Linked DNA regions of Homo sapiens: region 2 is linked to region 1. A link is a loop called in an ENCODE intact Hi-C map of the cell type or tissue named here. Cell type or tissue: dorsolateral prefrontal cortex. All regions are shown on one strand.

Region 1 (8,000 bases):
ACTCTAAATCATTTGATAAAATACATACTGATTTCTGTTTTCAAAAACTCTTAGTGGCTGGGCGAGGTGGCTCACATCTATAATCCCAGCATTTTGGGAGGACGAGGTGGGCGGATCACTTGAGGTCAGGAGTTTGAGACCAGCCTGGCCATCATGGTGAAACCCTATCTCTACTGAAAATAGAAAAATTAGCCGGGTGTGGTGGCGCATGCCTGTAGTCCCAGCTACCTGGGAGGCTGAGGCAGGAGAATGGCTTGAACCCGGGAGGCGGAGGTTGCAGTGAGCCAAGATCATGCCATTGCACTCCAGCCTGGGTAACAGAGTGAGACTCCATCTCAAAAGAAAACTCTTAGTGAGTTTAGGAATCCAAGGAAGACCCTCAAACTAAATAGATAATCTAGCTACCAGAAGCCTTCAGTAAACCTTAACACTCCATGGTGAAACATTAGAAACATTCCTACTAAAAGACAGGCTAAGAATGCCTGCAATCTTCACGGCTAGTCCAAGAAGTCAAAAAGAAGAAATGAGCGCTGATTTAAAAAAATAAACAAACAAAAAACTACCGATGCAGAGGCTGGCAGCAAGGACTGAAGGACTGTACAGTACTTGCCTGGAGCAGGCGGATGGCCACACCCCTGCGAAGCCTGCTCAGCTGGCTGGGGGACGCTCCAGTGTGTGAGTGGCAGGATGCAGGGTACTTCCTCTGCCAGGGAGTTGCACTGGGGAGATCCTCCCCCACTCACACTTTGGCAGCTGGGGCTTTGGAATGTGACTTAGCTTCTGTCAAAGGGTCAATCCACCCTTTGATATATGATGCAAAGGCGAACATATGATGCAAAGGTGAGAGAACAGCCCAAATTAGGACTTTTACCACAGCTGTGGAGGTGGACAGCGACAGTGGTGGGCCCTGGCCAGACTTTTCATGCTCAAAGGTGGTGGTTGTTCTTCCTACTTCTTGTCCCTCCAGGGCTTCCTTTGCCTGTGTGCTGAACCTGCTTCTTTTAATTTTTTTTAACTTTTTTAAATTTTTAATTGTTTTAATTAAAACAAATTTTGAAAACTGTCTGAACCTGCTTTTGAACCCTGCTATGATTTGAATGTTTGTCCCCTGCCAAACTGATTTTGAAACTTAATCTCCAAAGTGGCAATATTGAGATGGGGCTTTAAGCAGTGACTGGATCATGAGAGCTCTGACCTCATGAGTGGATTAATGGATTAATGAGTTGTCATGGGAGTGGCATCAGTGGCTTTATAAGAGGAAGAATTAAGACCTGAGCTAGCATGGTCGCCCCTTCACCATTTGATATCTTACACTGCCTAGGGGCTCTGCAGAGAGTCCCCACCAACAAGAAGGCTCTCACCAGATACAGCTCCTCAACCTTGTACTTCTCAGCCTCTGTAACTGTAAGAAATAAATGCCTTTTCTTTATGAATTACCCAGTTTCAGATATTCTGTTATAAACAATAGAAAACGAACTAAGGCAAACTCTCATGATTCTACTGCCATGCCATTCCAATAAACTCCCTTTATGCTTAAGAGAGCCAGAGTTGGCCAGGCGTGGTGACTCACGCCTGTAATTCCAGCACTTTGGGAGGCCGAGGCAGGTGGATCACAAGGTCAGGAGATCGAGACCATCCTGGCTAACACGGTGAAACCCCGTCTCTACTAAAAATACAAAAAAATTAGCTGGGCGTGGTAGTGGGTGCCTGTAGTCCCAGCTACTCGGGAGGCTGAAGCAGGAGGAGAATGGCGTGGACCCAGGAGGCGGAGCTTGCAGTGAGTCGAGATCGTGCCACTGCACTCCAGCCTGGGTGACAGAATGAGACTCCGTCTCAAAAAAAAAGAGAGCCAGAGTTTATTTCTGTTGCTTGCAACCAAGAAATCTGGCTGGTGCACTGAAGTTTCCATAAATAATAGCAATTTAAAGACTCTTTCCAAGCCAGGCAATGCCTAGCCTTGTGTAGTCCTTGTGGTAATACATTCATTCATTCATTTGTTCAACCAACTGTGCTCCAGAGACTAAGAATACAAAAATGGGGGCCGGGTGTGGTGGCTCACACCTATAATCCTAGCACTTTGGGAGGCCGAGGCAGGTAGATCACCTGAGGTCAGGAGTTCGAGACCAACCTGGCCAAAATGGTGAAACCCCTACTCTACTAAAAATACAAAAAATTAGCTGGGGGTGGTGGCGGACACCTGTAATCCCAGCTACTCGTGAGACTGAGGCAGGAGAATCACTTGAACCCGGGAGGCAGAGGTTGCAGTGAGCCGAGATCGCACCACTGCACTCCAGCCTGGGCAACAAGAGCGAAACTCCACCTCGAAAAAAAAAAAAAAAAAAAAAGAGGGCCGGGGCTGGGCGCAGTGGCTCACGCCTGTAATCCCAGCACTCTGGGAGGCCAAGGCAGGAGAATTACGAGGTCAGCAGATCGAGACCAGCCTGACCAACATGGTGAAACCCCATCTCTACTAAAAATACAAAAATTATCCGGGCGTGGTGGCGCACACCTCTAGTCCCAGCTACTTGGGAGGCTGAGGCAGGAGAATCGCTTGAACCCGGGAGGCAGAGGTTGCAGTGAGCCGAAATCATGCCACTGCACTCCAGCCTGGGTGACAGAGTGAGACTCCGTCTCAAAAAAAAAATAAAAAAAAAAAAAGAATTCAAAAATTGTAGAGTTATAGTGTGCTTCTAGTTTAGTTGAGAGGACATCTGTCCTTCAAGGAAGGCTAGAATCTATACCCTGAGTCCTTACTGAAATCAATCCAGCAGTCAAAACATGGGACCAACGATCACAGCAGTAAGATAGGAAGAGCACCTTTGTACATTTAGCTCATGTTGAGATAAGCCACTGACAGAGCTGAAGGAAGCTCACAGTTCTGGGTTCCATCCTTTGGCATTTAAAAAGAAAAGTGCTAAGAAAATTCGGTTGGTCACGGTGGCTCACGCCTGTAATCCCAACACTTTGAGAGGCCAAGGCAGGCAGATCACGAGGTCAGGAGTTCGAAACCAGCCTGGCCAACATGGTGAAACCCCGTCTCTACTAAAAACAGAAAAATTAGCCGGGCATGGTGGCGCATGCCTATAATCCCAGCTACTCAGGAGGCTGAGGCAGGAGAATTGCTTGAACCCGGGAGGGGGAGGTTGCAGCGAGTGAGAGCAGGCCACTGCACTCCAGCCTGGGAGACAGAGCAAGACTCTGTCTCAAAAAAAAAAAAGAAAAAAAGAAAGAAAGGAAAAAAAGAAAGAAAAAAAAAGAAAAAAGAAAATTCAGGCCAGGCCAGGCCTGGTGGCTCACACCTGTAATCCCAACACTTTGGGAGGCTGAAGCGAGACGGTGCCTTAGCCCAGGAGTTTGAGACCAGCCTGAGCAACATAGCGAGACCCTGTCTCTATAAAAAAAAATTTTTTTTTGGCCAGACGCAGTGGCTCACGCCTGTAATCCCAGCACTTTGGGAGGCCGAGGCAGGTGGATCACGAGGTCAGGAGATGGAGACCATCCTGGCTAACACGGTGAAACCCCATCTCTACTAAAAAATACAAAAAATTAACCGGGCGTGGTGGCGGGCGCCTGTAGTCCCAGCTACTCGGGAGGCTGAGGCAGGAGAATGGCGTGAACCCGGGAGGCGGAGCTTGCAGTGAGCCGAGATTGCGCCACTGCACTCCAGACTGGGAGAGAGTGAGACTCCGTCTCAAAAAAAAAAAAAAAAAAAAAAAATTAATTGTCAGGTGTGCTGGCATGCAGCTGTAGTCCTAGCTACTCGGGAGGCTGAGGTAAGAAGATCGCTTGAGCCCAGGAGTTCAAGGCTGCAGTAATAGTGCCTCTCACTCTACCCTGGGTGACAATGAGACCCTCTCTCAAAAAGAAAGAAAAAAGGGAAAGAAGAAAAGAAAGAAAGAAAGAGAAGAAAGGAAGGAAGAAAGAAAGAAAAAGAAAAGGAAGGAAGGAAGAAGAAAAAAAAAGAAAGAAAGAAAAGAGAGAGAAGTTCAAAGACCAAAGGGTCAGGATCCCAAAATAGTTTTTATGTTTTATTTATTTATTTACTTATTTATTTTTGAGACAGTATGGCTCTGTCGCCCAGGCTGGAGTGCAGTGATGCGATTGCGGCTCACTGCAGCCTCCAAACTGGGCTCAGGTGGCCCTCCCACCTCAGCCTCCCGAGTAGCTGGGACCACAGGCGCGTGCCACCATGCCCAGCTAATTTTTTAATTCTTTGTAGAGATGAGGTCTCTATATGCTGCCCAGGCTGGTCTCGAGCTCCTGGGCTTAAGCCATCCACCCGCCTGGGCCTCCCAAAGTGCTGGGATTACAGAAGTGAGCCACCGCGCCTAATCGGGTGGTTTGTTTGTTTATTGACGGGGTCTCGCTGCTGCCCAGGCTGGAGTGCCAGTGGCTGTTCACAGGTGCAGTCCTGGAGCATTGCATCAGCTCTTGGGCTCTAGCGATCCTCCAGAGTAGCTGCAGCTGGGATTCCAGGCGCGCCACCGCGCGGGGCTCAGAATGGGTTTTTATATTGAGGGTTATGCTGCCACCTAGAGGATATATGTAGTACCGAACTGTGTGCGCAGGGAGGCTGAGGTTGCAGTGAGCCAAGATGATGCCAGGGCACTCCAGCGTGGGTGACAGAGCAAGATTTCATCTCAAAAAAAAAAAAAAAAAAAAAAAAAAAAGAATTGAAAGTAAGGTCTTGAAGAGATATTTGTGCCTGTATGGTCATAGCAGTATTAACTTTGACCCACTAGCTAAAACACAAAAGCAACATGTGTCTGTCAGCAGGTGAACGGATAAACAAAATGTGGTATATATGTACAATTGAATATTATTCAGCCTTTAAAAAGGAATAAAAGGCTGGATGCGGGGGCTCACGCCTGTAATCCTAACACTTTGGGAGACTGAGGTGGGTGGATCACCCGAGGTTAGGAGTTTGAGAACAGCCTGGCCAACATGGTGAAACTTCATCTCTACTAAAAATACTAAAATTAGCCGGGCATGGTGGCACTTGTCTGTAATCCAAGCTACTGGGGAGGCTAAGGCAGGAGAATTGCTTGAACTCAGGAGCCGGAGGTTGCAGTGAGCTAAGATGGCACCACTGCACTCCAGCCTGGGCAACAGAGTGAGACTCCATCTCAAAACAAACAAACAAAAAATTATTATTTCCAAAGAAACAAGACCCTGGGTCCATTTCCCAGCCCACACCTGATGTTGACTCACAACACACAGCCTGGTTTGCTATGAGCCTGCTTCATTTAATTGTCACCTTAACTTCACATCACCCTCAAGTCCTGGAATAACTCTTTGCTGACCTTTGTGTGCTGAGCCATCTCCATGTCGCTCAACGTGCAGTCCCTCTCACTGCACTGAGTCAATAGCCAGACGTGGTCTGACTGCAGGGTCATCCTTGGTGGCTTAGGCTGACTCGGGCATAGCAGGGTGCTCTGAGACCTCACCGCATATAGGCTTTGCCCCCAATAAACTCTATATAATATTCATATTATGTGGTCTGGGTGTGTGTAGCTTTGCACTGTCTTCTCGTGACAGTGCCCTCAACCTCTTTCCCAGGATTTCCTCCTCTACCTCCTCAAGTCCCACTGCTCTGCAAAGACCAAAAGCTGCAGAGTCCCAGCTCCCTCCTTTACACCCCACGACGCAGCCTCCTCTCTCAGAACCCTTTAAACAGAGTCTTTTACTGCAGATCCCAAGAACAGCCACACCCCTCTCTCCCACCCACTCCAGACACACCCAGGTAATTATAGCACCCAGGGTAACTATGTAGATGGAGTCCCTGGAACATGTGGATAGTGCCCCCTGGGAGTATGCAAAAGCAACATTGCTGGCACCTGCAGAGAACAGGGTGACATCCAGGAATCAGAGCATGGGCCTCTGGGAGGTAGGGATGTGGCCAGGCAGGCTGCCAAAAATTGGTAGAGCAAGGCCACAGGATCTTTCTGACCTTCCTTCCAAACAGAGGCTCCTGTACTGGTGATCCCTGTGTTGATTGACCACTCCCTTCCTGGGGGTCGTGGTCTCTGTCCCAGTTGCCCGGACTTCTGTGAGTGTCCTACTGAGGTCCTTTTCATGAGAAGCATGCTGTCCTTCCACCTGCTGGGAGCAAGAGTGACAACTTCAATACTATAATAGCAGTGGCATACAGAGAAGAAGAAAGATGAAGTGGCAAGAAAAACAGGCTTCCAAGCAGGAGTTTTTCTATAAAAACAAAAACGTTTACAAGCAAACTTTTTATAAAGGGCTAGATAGTAAATATTTTAGGCTTTGAGAGCCACATAGACTTGTTTGCAGGGACTCAATGTCGCTATTGTAGTTTGAAAGCAGCCATCAGGGTTATGTAAATGAGTGAGTCTGATTTTGTTTCAGCAAAATTTTATTTACCAAAACAGACAATGAGTGGGCTGGATTTGGCCCATGATCCTTAGTTTGCCAACTCCTGCTTTGGGCTCACCCAGATCTGATTTTGAATTCTGGCTCTGCTACTGGTTAGCTGCAGGAGCTTGGAAGGCTCTCTGAGCCTGTTTCCTCATCTGTAAAATTAAAGCAATAATTTCTAACACTCAAGAGTGTTACCTCACGCCTGTAATCCCAGCACTTTGGAGGCTGAGGCAGGCGGATCACCTGAGGTCAGAAGTTCAAGACCAGCGTGGCCAACGTGGCAAAACCCTGTCTCTACTAAAAAATACAAAAAGTAGCCGGGCATGGTGGCGCGCATCTGTAATCCCAGCTACTTGGGAGGCTGAGGCAGGGATACTGCTAGAACCTGGGAGGTGGAGCGTGCAGTGAGTGGAGATCACACCTCCACACTCCAGCCTGGCCGACAGAGCGAGACTCCATCTCAAAAAAAAAAAAAAAAAGAGTGTTAGAAGGTTTTGAGATAATGAATAAAAGATGCCTTGTGTATACTAAGTATTCAACAACTGATAGCTGCATTGGTCTAATTATAACAGTTTAGAAGCGATTGAGTCAACAAATGCTGGATTTGTCAGGGAGGACTTCCTATCAGGAGGTAGATCTTGGGCTGAGTCCTGAAGCAAAGATAGGCATTGGATAGAGGAGTTGAGAGAACACCCTAGGACTGTTATTATTATTATTCGACACGGAGTCTCTTGCTCTGTCACCCAGGCTGGAGTGCAGTGGCGCGATCTCGGCTCACTGCAACCTCTGCCTCCCAGGTTCAAGCGATTCTCCTGCCTCCTAAGTAGCTGAGACTACAGGTGTGTGCCACCACACCCGGCTAATTTTTATATTTTTAGTAGAGACAGAGTTTCACCATGTTGGCCATGCTGGTCTCGAACTCCTGACTTCAGGTGATCCACCCGCCTCAGCCTCCCAAAGTGCTGGAATAACAGATGTGAGCCACCGCACCCAGCCCAGAACCATTTTTCAATCCTTGGCTCTGCCTTTTATTAGCTGCAAGATCTCAGGCAATTTATTTAACCTCTCCAAAGACTCATTTTCTCATTCACAAAATGAGGCAAATAATAATATCTACTATCCCAGGTTGTCATGAGAATTAAATGCAACATGACATTTAATGAAATGAGAAGTCCCTTGGACATTAACTGGCTAAAGTATGTGCTCGACAAGGATATCATTTTAGGTGGATACTTAGCATCTCAGAACTGATGCTCACAATGGAATATCATTGAAACGCATTAAAATTCATTTTAAATGATTGTAGGTAGTGAGGCAATTGAAAGAAGAAGACAAGAGGACTGATTATAATGCTTCAGGCTCACTAGTCTCCTTTTAGGAGGGAAAAACAATTTCAAGTTAAATTTTAGGCTCTAGATTTTTACCCCTGCTGCTCATTAGAATCACCCAGATTGATGAAATCAGAGCCCATCTGAGGCTGTGTTTTTCATCTCCAGAATGAGAGCTGTTGTGGGGATTAAGTTTTTGAAAAAGTACATCTAACAGGTGATCGAAAATGATAGTGATATTATTGCAGTGATGGTCATTATTGTTGTTATTATTATACTGAAAGAGGC
Region 2 (8,000 bases), 120 kb before region 1:
TTTTTTTGAGACTGAGTCTCACTGTGTTGCCCAGGCTCGAGTGCAGTGGCACAATCTCGGCTCACTGCAGCCTCCACCTCCCAGGTTCAAGAGATTCTTCTGCCTCAGCCTCCCAAGTAGCTGGGATTACAGGCACCCGCCACAACACTTGGCTAATTTTTTTCTATTTTTAGTAAAGAAGGGGTTTCGCCATGTTGGCCAGGCTGGTCTCCAAATATCTCAGGTGATCCGCCTGCCTCGGCCTCCCAGAGTGCTGGGATTACAGGCATAAGCCACCCCACCCGGCAGTACTGAGATTTTAAAACCCAAGCTTATTACTACAGGGTGAGTATCCCTTATCCAAAATGCTCAGGACCATAAGTGTTCTGGATTTCTGATTTTTTATTTTGGAATATTTGCATTATACTTACCAGTTCAGCATCTCTAATCCAAAAATCCAAAATCCAAAATGCCCCAGTGAGCATTTCCTTTGAGCATCATGTCAGTGCTCAAAACATTTCAGATTTTGAAGCATTTGGGATTTTGAATTTTTGGATTTGGGATGTTCAGCCTGTACAACTAGTTGCTGTAATCCCAACCAGCACTTTCATTTTCCTCGTTTTCACGCATGTAAAATAGACAAAATGCAATCAAATATTGAAATGATTACCGAAACAATACTATACAACTGTAGAGGTGATAACACCTGCAACAGACAGGCACTGCATACCACTGCTCCTAATGGTCTGTCCTAATAGACTGGTATTCACCTATTCCAAATGAGGCAGTCTGGGGACAGCATGACAATGTACAAAAGTATCAGCTGTCCAAAGGTGCTACAAAAATGTTGAGGACTACTGACATTTAAAAATAAAAGCTCTTGGCTGGGTGTGGTGGCTCACGCCTGTAATCCCAGCACTTTGGGAGGCTGAGGCAGGTGGATCACCTGAGGTTGGGAGTTCAAGACCAGCCTGACCAACATGGAGAAACCCGATCTCAACTAAAAGTACAACATTAGCTGGGCGTGGTGGCGCAAGCCTGTAATCCCAGCTACTCAGGAGGCTGAGGCAGGAGAATCACTTGAACTCAGGAGGCGGAGGTTGTGGAGCGCCATGGCACTCCAGCCTGGGCAACAAGAGCGAAACTCCGTCTCAAAAAATAAAATAAATTTAAAAAAATAAAAGCTTCAGAAACAAAATGTAATTTTCAAATTCAACCCTATTAACTCAAATAATTTAATTTCACTTAAATGAAGTAACTGACAAACAATTTGTATAACTAGGAGAATAATAACTGTCACTTACTTTTCATTACAGTCTATATAAATTATTCACAGACCTTTTTCCCAACATCACTGTATAGTAGATATGTAGTTATTTCCTTCCTTTGACAAATAAAGGATGCCAATGCCCCTTGGGGCATGGGAACTTGTCTACTTTAGGAGCCAATATGAAACCAAGGTCTTTTCCTAGAATCCTGTGCAAAGGAGCAGATGCTATAAGCAAACAATAAAAAAAAATCCACCAACAAATGGCTAAAGAACACTACAAAAGGCAAGTAGAAGAGGAAGGATTTTGTGAAGGCAAAAAAAAGTTTAGTTTATATTTATATTGTCTAAATTTATGTTGTATTTACCTTGTTTTTAATTTTGTATAGCAATGTATGCATATGTTTAAAATGTTCAAACAGCACAGGAAAATCTAAAATGAAAAAATTTTCCTCTGCCACTATCAATTCTGCTAACTCTCCTCAAAGATAATCATTCTGACATCCTTCCAGGAAAAAAAAGTTGATTTTAATAATTAATATATACTTCTAAAACCAAAACCAAATTAAGGTTATACCATATGCACCATATTATTTTCCCCACTTAGTAATGTATATTGGAAATCTTTCCCTATCAGTACACACAAATCTACTGTATTCATTTTCATGCCTGTATACTATTCTACTGCACCAAAATCACATTGTTCAACCAGCCCTGTATGAATACATACTTAGGTTGTTTCCCATATTATACTATTATAAATAATCATGCAACTGAACTTGCTCATACATGTTGGCATCCTTTTCCAAGAATATCAGTAACCGTTAAGTGCTAAATAATAGAAATGCTTGGTGAAAGATTAAATTAAGATTTAGATAGATATTACCAACTTGTCCTTGTGCATCAACCATATGTGGCTCTTTACACCCTTAATGACACCAGAAATGATAAACTGTTTTAATTTTTGCTAATGTATTAGCGGAAATTATATATCTAATTGTTGTTTTGCTTTATTTATTTATTTATTTATTATTTATTTATTGTGAGACAGGGTCTCACTGTTGCCCAGGCCGGAGTGCAGTGGCATGATTTCAGTTCACTGCAACCTTCACTTCCCAGGTTCAAGTGATCCTCCCACCTCTGTCTCCCAACTAGCTGGGACTACAGGTGCACGCTTCCATGCTTGGCTAATTTTTGTATTTTTTGTACAGACAGGGTTTCACCATTTTGCCCAGATTGGTCTCGAACTCCTGGGCTCAAGCAATCAGCCCGCCTCAGCTTCCCAAGGTGCTAGGATTACAGGCGTTGAGCCACCGCACCCAGCCTTGCTTTACATTTCTTAAGTAAGGCTTAGTATCTTTCCACTAGCCATCTGTATTTTTCATGGGCGCTATATATATTTCTATTATATTATTTTTCCTTTTCTTTTTTTTTTTTTTTTTTGAGACAATCATCCCACCTCAGCCTCCCAAGCAGCTGGGACTACAGGCACGCACCCAGCTAATTTTTATTTATTTATTTTTGTAGAGATGAGGTCTCACTATGTTGCCCAGGCTGGTCTTCAACTCCTGGGCTCAAGCAATCCTCCCACTTTGGCCTCCCAAATTGCTGGGATTATAGGCATGAGCCACCACATCTGGCCTATTTTTCTTTTTCTTATTGATTTGTATAAACTCTTTGTAAATAAGCATTTTGTTACATGTATTGCAAATAATTTCTTCTTTTTGCAAAGAAGTTTCTTATATTTATGTAAGTACATTTTTCATCTTTTCCTTTATGGCTTCTGTGTCTGTTCCTACTTAGAAAGGTTCTTCCAAGGCCAAGACTACAAATTAATTCTCTGATGCTTTCTCTTTGTAGTCTTGCAGTTTCATTTTTTAATATTTAAATCTTTAATCCTCCTAGAATTTATTTTGATGGGAGGAATGAGATAGGGATCCAGCTTTATTCCTTCCTAAATACTTACTCGGTCACATTTTTGAGTGAATTATCCACCGTGATATGAAATGCCACCTTTCCCCTGTACTAAATCTTCCAGTGTATTCTGCACTTTGTCCACCGTTCCACTGAGCTGCCTAGCACCTCTTCAGTTCCAGAATGCCTAAGGTTAATCCCCTGATTAGTATTGTCAGAATTTTCCTGGTTACTCTAGAATATTTATTCTGCTAGGTCAGGATTTCTCAGCAGCAGTACTGTTGACATTTTTGGGCAGGACACTCTCCACTGCAGGGACGGTCCTGCGCATCCTAGGATGTTTAGTATCTCTGGCTTCTACCCACTAGATGGCAGTAGCAGCCCCGAGTCATGACAGCCAAAAAAAAAAAAAAAAAAAAAAAAAAAAAAGTCTCCAGACACTGCCAATTGTTCCCTGGGTTGGAACTGGGGGACAAAATCGTCCCCCATTGAGAACAACGGGTTTTAGATAAATTCCAGTTATTTTATTCAGGTTTCCACTCCCAAATTCCCACTGAATCAAGATGAAAAGGAATTCTTAGAATAATTCAGACATCCTTATTACATTTTATATCTTGTACTAAGTTTAATCTTAATTCTATTTAATCTTCCTAAGAATCACATATATGCTTTCACTTATTTATGTCTTCTTTGAAGGACATAAGACTTCTCCTTCAAAAGAGTTTTAAGATTTTTTTTATAGATGCTCACACTATTTCTAAATATTTTGCCCTTTCATTCCTTTATAAATAGAACTGTTTCTTACATTATTATCTTTTCTAGTCACTGGTAAGAAAGCTACTGATGGCCGGTCATGGTGGCTCATGCCTGTAATTCCAGCACTTTGGGAGGCCAAGGTGGGTGGATCACGAGGTCAGGAGATCGAGACCATCCTGGCTAACATGGTGAAACCCCATCTCTACTAAAAATACAAAAAATTAGCTGGGCGTGGTGGCGGGCACCTGTAGTCCCAAGCTACTCGGGAGGCTGAGGCAGGAGAATGGCGTGAAACTGGGAGGCGGAGCTTGCCGTGAGCCAAGATCGCGCCACTGCACTCCAGCCTGGGCGACAGACCGAGACTCCATCTCAAAAAAATAAATAAATAAAATAAATAAAAAAGAAAGTTATTGATATATTATAGTCTACAACTAGCCACATACAGAACTCTTATTGTCTCTAATAGAATTTCAGAAAATTCTAAGACAATTTTCAGGAAATTCAAAGCATACAATGTTATTATCTGATTACAATCATCATTTTGTTCCCTCATTTCCAATATTTATGTACTTCTACATCTCTCTTATCTTACTGCCTTGGTTAGTATCTACCGAAAATTTTAGATGACTGGTGATAGTAAGCAACCTTGAATTATCTTTGACTTTAATGGGAATCGCTGGCTTTTGTTTGTGACACATACACATCATTAAAGAAGTCTCTGCACATGTATAGTCTATCAAGAGTTTGTTGTTAGAAAGATTGTTAATTGTGTCACATGTATGTTCTGTATCTATAGAGATAACTACAGTTTTTCTTCTTTGGCCTGTTAATATGGTATGATAGATTATATTCCAAAATTTCTTAATATTCATCCATTCTTGGGTGGCATAAATTCACTTAGTTGTGATGTACACTACTGTTCTTTTAATTTATTGTTGAATCCTATGCACTAATATTTTGATCTCCAATTTTTTTTATTTTTATTTATTTATTTATTTATTTATTTGAGACAGTCTTGCTTTGTCACTCAGGCTGGAGTGTAGTTGCACGATCTCGGCTCACTGCAACCTCCACCTCCCGGGTTCAAGTGATTCTCCTGCCTCAGCCTCCTGAGTAGCTGGGATTACAGGCACCCGCCACCGCGCCCAGCTAATGTTTGTATTTTTAGTAGAGATGGGTTTTCACCATGTTGGCCAGGCTAGTCTTGATCTCCTGACCTCATGATCCACCCACCTTGGCCTCCCAAAGTGCTGGGATTACAGGTGTGAGCCACCGTGCCCGGCTGATCTCAAATTTTTATATTAATATTTGATCATGGGATCAGTCTTTTTTTTTCCTTTTCCACACTTTACATCATTTATTAATGCAGTATACATTAGATCTAAAATCTGCAGTTTCTAAACACACCATGTTATATCTTTCGGATCCTTCTGCAGTTTTAGGTTATTTCTACAGAGGTACCTTTAAGTGAGTGAATAACACATTCTATAATTCCTGAAAATATAGTACAAAGTGAAATGATTTAAATATAATTTAGGCAAATGTTGATTATGAAAATAGATAATCTCTCAATACAATACTTCTCTGTCTTGGTAAAAATAATAAAGCAAAGAAAATAATTCATTTCTGAAGTTGCTTTCCTTCACTTGTAAAGGTCTGATCTTCTCCCACTATGCATATGTGCCCTTTACTGTCAAAGAAAGCTTTGCATATGTAGATATAGAAGAATACACTACATAAATACTAAAGATGAGTCATTCTCCCAAAGGAGACAAAAGTGGTTTTCAATGATTCCTTGCCTCATGTTGATGAGTCTGTAGAATTCAGAACCCTGTGGACACAGCTAACATCCCTGCTCTTGGGGTAGATGTAAGGACACCAGGTCATTGGTAGGGAGATACAGGCCCTTCCTCTACTGTTGCAGAGAGAAAATGACTCAAGAAAAACAGGCTAAATTTCACTAAAAAAAAAAACAAAAAAAAAAACAGGCTGGGCGCCATGACTCACGCCTGTAATCTCAGCACTTTGGGAGGCTAAGGCAGGTGGATCACAAGGTCAGTAGATCAAGACCATCCTGGCTAACATGGTGAAACCCTGTCTCTACTAAAAATACAAAAATTAGCTGGGCGTGGTGGTGTGCACCTGTAGTCCCAGCTACTCGAGAGGCTGAGGCAGGAGAATCGCTTGAACCCAGGAGGCGGAGGTTGCAGTGAGCCAAGATTGCGCCACTGCACTCCAGCCTGGCGACAGACTGATACTCTGTCTCAAAAAAACAAAAACAAAAACAAAAAGTAAAAAATGTAAGTAAAAGAATCATAGGTGCTGACTGATTGGTGTTACATCTTGGACCAGCCAAATGCCTTTATTTTTACTTTCTTTATATATACTTTTTTGGTGGCTGTAATCAAATATATGTTTAAAATTCCTCATTCCCCACTGTAGGGTTCTAGCAGCAATTATATTACATTGCCTTTTAACAGGCAACTCTACCATATTCATTCATATTGTGTAAGCTTTGATTGCAGTAGATCTGGATTTAATATCTATTTCTAAGATGGCCCTATGTAAAACTATTTGGTATTTGAATTAAATGAATATTAATGGTGCACCTTGGTTTTTTGGTTTTGAAGTATCTTCCTATGCTTGTGCTGATTGTATGAGAAAACTAGGCTAATAGTGTGAATAGACAGAATTGCTTGGTCTGGTGTTGAGTGGAACTTGCCTAGAATGACATTCTGAGAAATGCTCATTTATAAGTGTTGTAGTGATAGGTAAGTTCTTCCTCCATCCGGAGTTCCACTGTACCTTTGGAATGACAGTGATGTACAACGATGTCTTTCTTTCCACTCTGTCTCAATCAGTAAGAACTGGATATTACTGTAATTTAGCTACTGTTTTGTTCTAAAAAGTAAACATTATAAAAATGAACCTGAAGAGTCTTAGGGAGTCTGATCTTACCATATTCATATGCTGTGACAAGTATTTAAAGAAGGAGGCATCACTAAAGCTATTTATAAACCTGAACAACCTTTTCCAAGTTTTCGTAAAGTTTTTACAATTTAAATATCCATACTGCATCTAGTATTCAATAAATATAAATTGCATATGTTGTGCTTTCCATAAATTAAAATCCTCAAATGCATCTCAAACCAAGATGGTATTTCCACATCATGCCTATTTAAAAGCAAATGTAATAGATACTATTCCTGGTCATAAAACCAGGTAAACCCCCCTACCCTGTTCAAAAGGCAGCAATATCTAGTTTCCCTATATCTATTAAATGAGTGCTTTTCTGTTAAAAATCAGAATATGGAAAAAAAAGTCAATTTTTTCCCTTATGCACCACTGAGAACAAGCATAATCCTCTAAATTTTTTTTTAACTTCCTTACAGTGTTATTTCTTCTAGACAACTGAGCGGGTGGAGAAAGAAAAGTGATAAGGAAAACATTTTCATCTTGTACATGTTCCTCCAGCCCCTAAAATTCTCATCTAACACTTTGTGACATGTGTAGTGGTGTTAGCATCTCTTCAAATCTAGCTCCCTTCATGTTGGACCCTCTCAGGTTGGCTTCTTGAAGATCACACCCAGACAGATCACAATTCTCTAAATCAGTTCCTGCCAGAGTTGCTCCTCTGAGGTTACAGTTCTTCAACTTTGCATTTTTTAAGGTAGTCACTCTCAGGTTAATTCCTGTTATCTGACTTCCTTCCATATCCACACCTTTCAGGTTAGCACCTTCTAAATTGGCTTTAAGACCGGAAGGATCCTCAAAATTACACAGTTTCAGGGATGCTCCTTCTACATTAGAACAGAGTGTCTTGACTCCCTGAAGATTTGCACAGTCAAGCACTGATCCAGAGAGATCAGCTTGTTTAAGATTTGCACAGCAAAGATTTGCATGTGCAAGACTGCAGCGGCTTAAACTGGCCATTTTGAAGTTAATGTTTCAAAGGTCCAAATGAGAAAGATCAGCACCACTGAAGTTCAAACCTTGGCATCGCAGTTCTGACTTGATTGAAGTTGCCAGCAAAAATCAGACAAATTCCTTTCAGGATATTGGTGAATGATCCTCCGGTGGTTTA

The links. A loop is a pair of places that touch in the nucleus more often than their neighbours do. Peaks named below come from ENCODE experiments on the same cell type or tissue, not always from the same donor. Only the 100,000 strongest peaks of a DNase experiment are listed, where the experiment ranks them.
Region 2: it touches region 1 in a loop (14-fold over the local background); 104 of 110 quality-filtered maps call a loop at or near these places.

Annotation. Positions count from the first base shown.
Region 1 is chr17:19,989,467-19,997,466 of GRCh38, reverse strand. No RefSeq gene overlaps it. Among named protein-coding and RNA genes, the nearest start is that of AKAP10, 16 kb to the right of the region's middle. RefSeq lists enhancers at 1,748-2,247, 2,248-2,749, 4,221-4,754. In dorsolateral prefrontal cortex, CTCF peaks have their summits at 4,325 and 4,532 (motif pointing left); a DNase peak (open chromatin) is centred at 4,486; H3K4me3 peaks cover 562 bases; H3K27ac peaks cover 2,775 bases.
Region 2 is chr17:20,112,393-20,120,392 of GRCh38, reverse strand. All of the region lies in intron 3 of SPECC1 (sperm antigen with calponin homology and coiled-coil domains 1), which reads right to left. It also overlaps the pseudogene KCTD9P1. Among named protein-coding and RNA genes, the nearest start is that of SPECC1, 110 kb to the right of the region's middle. In dorsolateral prefrontal cortex, a CTCF peak has its summit at 3,506 (motif pointing right); a DNase peak (open chromatin) is centred at 3,488; H3K4me3 peaks cover 612 bases; H3K27ac peaks cover 2,521 bases.